Regions from separate parts of the Mus musculus genome. Here region 2 is linked to region 1. The links are chromatin contacts, found by Hi-C or POLR2A ChIA-PET in ENCODE. All regions are on one chromosome and are shown on one strand. The core of a region is the stretch at or near the end of the contact, and the rest is flanking DNA. Distances in the headings are between cores, read along the strand shown. Region 1 overlaps Sema5a (sema domain, seven thrombospondin repeats (type 1 and type 1-like), transmembrane domain (TM) and short cytoplasmic domain, (semaphorin) 5A). Region 2 overlaps Sema5a (sema domain, seven thrombospondin repeats (type 1 and type 1-like), transmembrane domain (TM) and short cytoplasmic domain, (semaphorin) 5A).

The links. Hi-C counts contacts between places; a loop is a spot of excess contacts on that map. ChIA-PET counts read pairs that join two places held with the same protein, here RNA polymerase II (POLR2A).
Region 2: a map of mouse trophoblast stem cell shows a loop between it and region 1 (2.3-fold over the local background). The contact joins two enhancer-like sites. A Hi-C loop is called at or near these places in 1 of 37 maps with a recorded cell type or tissue (mouse trophoblast stem cell). POLR2A ChIA-PET finds 5 or more read pairs at or near these places in 1 of 5 experiments (Patski).

Annotation. Positions count from the first base shown.
Region 1 is chr15:32,264,134-32,267,333 of GRCm38, forward strand. All of the region lies in intron 1 of Sema5a (sema domain, seven thrombospondin repeats (type 1 and type 1-like), transmembrane domain (TM) and short cytoplasmic domain, (semaphorin) 5A), which reads left to right. Among named protein-coding and RNA genes, the nearest start is that of Sema5a, 21 kb to the left of the region's middle. Within about 2 kb of position 1,563, at least 1 of the 3 ENCODE cell types and tissues checked has a DNase peak (open chromatin) inside an H3K27ac peak, as active enhancers do.
Region 2 is chr15:32,431,768-32,434,967 of GRCm38, forward strand. All of the region lies in intron 3 of Sema5a (sema domain, seven thrombospondin repeats (type 1 and type 1-like), transmembrane domain (TM) and short cytoplasmic domain, (semaphorin) 5A), which reads left to right. Among named protein-coding and RNA genes, the nearest start is that of Sema5a, 190 kb to the left of the region's middle. Within about 2 kb of position 1,501, at least 2 of the 3 ENCODE cell types and tissues checked have a DNase peak (open chromatin) inside an H3K27ac peak, as active enhancers do.

The sequences.
Region 1 (3,200 bases), core at 313-2,812:
GGAGTGAAGGGAGAGGATGCTTGGTGGCAGCCTTGTCTGTGGAAGAAGTAAATAAATCTTTCTTTAAAATATCCTGATCACTTCTCCACCAAGCCCCCCACCTCTCAGTACTATCACACTGCCAGTGAGACTTCAGCCTGCATTCCAATGGGAGCAAAGCACAGCCAAGCCAAATGATATCTTAAAGTTCCAAACGACACCGGCAAGTATAAAAGAATTATCTGAGCATTTAAAGGCAGACAGAAGACTTAGCAACCACTGGGCTTATCAAAAAGACTCCCCTTCCATAATCCATTCTGCTCCATCAAGCTTGTTCCTGAAAAGCTTTAGACAGAATAAATGAATAATACTAACCTAAGCTCATGGTCACTTTCAAATATACTCGTGGGATTTCACAGGGATTTGAGTACCAGGAGAGGCAGTATTGAAAACATGGGATTTGTTTATAATGTGACCAGAAGGTTTGGGCCCAGTTCATTTCTTTATACCAGGGTCAGTGTCTGGAATAGTCTTGGTATCAGAGTTTTATGTGTTAAATTTTTAAAATTGAAATACTTGAAGTCATTTGGGTTTAGTGGTTGGGGATGAGCATGAAGCTATGAGCATGAAGTTCTGTAGAGGGTGGAACGGCCTAGCTCTCAGTGGGCTACAGGACGTGGGCAGGTCATACACACAGCTCTCCAGTAGGGTAGCCTGCCCACCAGAGTGGTAAAGTGAATCCCTGACTTCTCAGGAAGGAGCCGACAAGTGCAGTAGCCAGGAAGGAGGTTGCACACTTTTGCTTCAGTCCTGCAAAGAGAAAATGGGGTGAGGCAGAGCTGGCTGCCTCACATGGGAAGCCTTTATCCCCAAGGGCTGGCTGCCATCCCTGTAGCACTGTGTCACTGTAGTCAGAGGTTCCGGTTCCAAAGGCTGTAGTATACCTGACAGCTGGTTGTGCTTTCAGAATTGGAAGAGCGAGGATGATAATAGCCAGACCTATCTAGGCAGTGCAGCAATATGCTCAGCACTTGATGGCTTTTCCCTAAGTACCAAGTTCTGCAAATAAAAACACCTCATCTAAACACTGCCTGAGCTTAACGTCTTGCCCTCTTGCATCTTCACTGTCTCAACGCCCTGTGTTGGCTTCTAGAGCTTAAGGGGAGGGTTCTTTTCTTCGGCAGGAGCTTATTTTTCTCATTCGTTTTGAAGGAAAACAAAATAAATCAATAATTGCTTGTAAGTACAGTTATGTAGTTCAAGCTACCACCATATATTATCTTGCTGCATGGCCTCTTGGGGGCTTGGACTCTACTGGATAGTTTCTTGGGTCTCATCCAGTTGCAGTCATTGGCTGGCCCTGGAGTCAACACAGCTGGTCTCTCACAGCTGGGTGTACGAAGCGGCTTCATTTACATATCTGATGGGGAAGGGTTCTAGCCTACGTCTGCTCTCCTCTATGCAAAGATGTGGGCTTCAAGAAACAGGAAATGGAAGTCTCCAGGCTGTGCCTAGAAACTGGCACAGGCCTATTTCCTCTGAAGACACTTGGTTGCACAGTTCCAGGGCTTTCCAGATGTTCAAGGTTGGAGAAACAGTGTGCCCTAACGGGTGAAAGGCAAAGCTCACTGAAAAGGAACGTGTGGGGGTGGAGACTGTGCGTAGGCTGTCTGTGGGAAAGGCCATCTGCCACACCATTCCTCCTGTGCAATGTCTGAGAACTGAAAAGATCACATGTAATCCTATGCTTAAGTCGGTCACGCTTGCCTTCGTGTCTGTGCATACAGGGCTTGGGAGCCAACACAGGGTAACTTAAGCAAACACAACTAGCGAATGCCAAACGTAGACCCTATAGAGTAGGAGGATTCTTTCTACTCTGGTAGCTTTTGCTTCATGAATATTAGCTGCACAGTTTCCTAATATCAGTGCCTTCTAGGTAGCTTCAATATACTGGCAGGACGAGGTAATTATAGTGGTCATGAGGGAGGATTTTGGACACAGATTGTATTTGAAGCACAGTTCTGATGTATCCTAAAGGAGAACGTCGGACATCTGTTAAGTTAGTGGCTCGTGGTTTGTGCTAGTTCCATGAACACTTGAAACCGTTCACGTATGTAAGCGTGTTAGCACGCTCTACAGTGAGCAGTCTTTAATGCCGGTGGGTCTGAGTCTTGGCATGAGCCAGTGAACAGAAACTGTTACAGCTGCACTGTGGTTTGATGTCTTTCTCTTCTCAGAAACACATCACCGTGCAGCTGGGTTGCTTTCCTGGCCAGGCCCACTGCACACAGGAGCACCTTCACCGGGAAAGTGAAGGGATGGGGAGAAAGCAGCAACATTTGCTAAAAATATAACCAGGACTGGGAGTTGCTGCTCCACTTTGCATAAGAGCAGGCAGCTCAATGTTATCAAAAGGGCAGACCTGGTTTCTTATCTACTGCTACCCTACCAGATCCCTCTGCAGACCCCAGGCCCTGGAGCATATCAAAGTCTTGCTTCTGGTGAACGTTCCGCCCTGGCAGCTACAGAGAGGAGGTGAGGAAAAGAGATGAAGGCTTGAAGGCATGATATCCACAGCATGGTGACTGGATCCTTCTACCCAGAGCCTCAACACATTCAACGTCTGGTCAATCTCTTCCTGCTCCATCTGGCCTGAGTTGCTGCTAAACTCAGGTTACTCACGAAACTCTGCGTTGTTTCCTGTGTCCAGCCAGCACTTGAATTGCATTGTCTTACAATACTCACGTGGACTGTGGTGTGCCATCTGACCCTGCGGGGTGACTAATGTCAACATCTGTTCTGCAAGCATAGGGAAGGAAGGGAGAAGCTAAGAACGCCACTCTTCTTCACCCACACGTGTGAACAGGTTGGCAGCGTCTGCCTTTCAGCCACTTTCAAAGTGTTAAAATAATTAGCTGACCCGTATTTTAAGTAGGATCTGATTCCTGGCCTCTGACTGTTCCCTGCCCAGCATCTTCTCTGGCTATCAGCAGGAAGGGAAGCTGGGATCAGATCACACGCCATGAAGTTGTGCTGGTCCAGAATGTCTTGGGATCATCAGTAGCTCTCAAGAGTATTGTGGCAGAGACCCACTTGGGTGGGTGGGGACGACTTCAAATCAGCGTAAGGTGTCAGAGGCCAAGGTAATTTTCATGAGACATTGGGAAGCATCCATGCCGTTAGTTAGCCTCCCTGAGCTGGATTATCCTCATTTCCAGGCT
Region 2 (3,200 bases), core at 251-2,750, 170 kb after region 1:
CTTTATAATATTGTAGCAACATTGTTTGTCTCGGTCGTTACGTTTGGGAGTACCCTTTATGTATTCTTGTCAGGGTGAAGCCTTCAGCATTGCTCTTATACCAGCCCTGTTTAACAAATTGATTTCTCTTATCAGAGAAGAAACTTCCTAGGACCCCCCAGCTTGTAGTGGTCTGTGTATTTTCTGGTGTTCCTGCTTGTTGAATATCCATAGAGTGTCTTTTGTCCTCATGGAACACAGCCATCTTTGCTTTTGTATCTGAACCCTGGTGAGTCTCTAAAGGACACTGTACCTTACATTTCACACAGGGTATTTTCTGAGAAGACTCCTTAGTACACTTTTTGCTAAATGGCTGGGAAGACACTCTATTAAACAGACCCAGAGAGTAGCCCAAGCAGATGATTCTCAACTAAATGTGAGATGTCAACAGGGACAGTGGTAATTCCCCATTCTTGTGTTTTATATATTAAAATGAATCCAGAGTGGCTGGAAGTGCCAATGGTTATACATGAACAACTAGGGAGAAAAGAGTGATCCGTGGGTAATTGTCAGTGCCTTATGGAAGGGATAATGGGAAAATAGCTAAGCATATTCTTAAAGAACCCAAGGCACAAAACTGTGTACAGTATAATTAAACAATGTTAAACCCAATACAAAGTAATTTACCCTTTCTACAGCTTAAATCACACTACATCTTTGATCTGATTAAATAGTGTTTGATGTTGATAAGCTATTTATTTGAAACCTCTTAAGCTGGTTTTCCCTCAAGGGACATGTTAAAAGCAAGATATTTCTCAGTGGAAAAGCTTTAAAATGCAATTGGGATAATCCTTGTGAGTATGTGATGCTCTCTCAAGAAAGATCTATGTAAAGAAAAAAAAAAAAAACTCACCTACATTTTGAAGCCTGATTGGTGAACTGAATGGTACAAAATAAGTTTGTATTAGAGGCCAGATGCGTTATTCACACCGTTTTTTATATGATGCAAGTTTCTTATTCTCAAGGTATTTGTGCAAAATTGCTCACTGTCTCTTCTGATTTAATTCAGCTTTTGAAAGCTCTTGAAGTCAATGTTTGGAATTTAGAGCAAAAAGAAAAAAGGAGAACATATGGAAATAATAAATTTATACGGTTGGTTATTAAAGATGCCTGCTATGAAAAAAATTTAACTTACACAGCAGTGAGAACTGGGGTGGAAACTCTGTAGTGAATGTCGCACGTGTTTGTCATTACCATCCTTATTTAAGACTTCCCTTCCTCCAAAGCCAAACATGGACATCCTAGGGATTTTTTTAGCAACCAATTTTAAGGCAGCCAATGAAATACTGTGTTTTCTCTAGCTCTATCTTGCTACATCCTGCCTACTTCCATATGCCCCTTTTTTCCTAGCCTCCCGAGATGCCTTTTTTTGTTTTTCTTTGATTCAGCCACCCAGTGCACAAATTAAAAATAGTTTTGGCTGCAACAGAGTCGCTGACCCTTCGCAGCACTGTGGCTCTTGGCAAGGGCCATGTAGCTGTTGCTTGAGGGGCATGGGTGGGAGCGATATGGTTGGATGGTATTCCGTGGTTTGCTTTGTAATTCTCAGAGTCTCCAGTTTTCTCTGCCTTCATACATTTGTGAAGCTTTGGTTGATATCGCCAAGCATTTCACACTCCAAGTGAAGGGAAGATATCTCCCTAAGGATGTGTAATTCTGTTGTGCAGCCACAACTCGACTTTGAGCAAAGTTAAAAATATTTCCGTGTTCTGGAGATATTTTATTTTTTCAAATAACCCTACTCTCTGACTTTCCAGAACTGTCCACATCCAAGTAATATGGTTCAGACTTATTCTTACCCTGCCTGAGAATCATGACCCCTGCCTTCCCGCTGCTGGAATTGGGGGAACAGTCCCTAACTGTGTAATGTGCAAATCAGTTCACAACTGCAGCTGCTTCTTGCTCTGTTTGTTTTTCATAGTCTGTGCGTTAACCGTTGGGTGTGTGTGAATAGGGTGGGGGCTTTGATCAGATAAAGCAAAACACAAGTCATCTCTCTGCAAGCCATGAGAGTTGGCTTTGTCCTGTGTGTTTTCATTCACACACTAAAAGGTTTACTCCCCTTATAGCCAGAGACCAAGCTTCTCTGACCACATGGCCTCATCAGGTTGTCTGTGCAGAGCATATGACAAGGGAATCTCATGAATGTGTAATGAGCTTTGGAGTACTACAGTCTTGGTGGTGAGATTTCTAACAGTGTATGTATAGAGACTCTGGGATGGAGAGATGGCTCAGCAGTTAAGAGCACTGGCTGCTCTTTCAGAGGACCTAGATTTTATTTCCAGCACCCACATGTTATCTTGTAACTGTCTTCCTGACTCCACAGGGATGGAAGATACACAGGGATATGGTGTACAGATAAATATGCTGCCAAAATTTCTACCTACATAAATTAAATTAATTAAAAATACTAGACTGGATTTTTTTTTCTTTTTTCTTTTTTTTTTTAAATTATTTTATTTATTTACATTCCAGCCATTGCCTCCCCTCTGGTCCCTCCTCCCACAGTTCTTTATTCCAGTTTTCCACCCCTTGCCTCTGAGAGGGTGCTCCCCACCACTAGGCATCTCTGTTCCCTGGAGTCTCAAGTCTCTTGAGGATTAGGCACATCTCCCACTGAGGCCAGACCAGGCAGACCTCTGCTATGTATGTGCCCTGGGCCTAGGATCAGTGTATGCTGCCTGGTTGATGGTTCAGTCTCTGGGAGCTCCCAGACATCTGGGTTAGTTGAGACTGCTGGTCTTCCTATGGGGTTGCTCTCCCCTTCAACTTATTCAATCCTTCCCCTAATTCAAGCATATTGGTCCCCAACTTCAGTCCAATGGTTGGATGTAAGTATCTGGGTCTGTCTCCATCAGATGCTGGTAGGGCCTCTCAGAGAACAGTCATGCTAGGCACACATCGGTAAACACGTAATAGCATCAGTGTTAGACCTTGGTGCCTGCTCCCTCCATGAGATGTACCACAAGTTGGGCCAGTTACTGGATCACCTTTCCTTCAATGGACTGGAAATTTTATTGTATTCAAAACTAAGATCACTTGATGAGACAGTAATAGGGAAATCCCTAGGGGTCACATAAGATATTTTATCATTTCTAACCTGGCATTTCTTGACTGAGCATTATAGGTAGCTGGATAAAAAAATAACCATTTCTGATTTA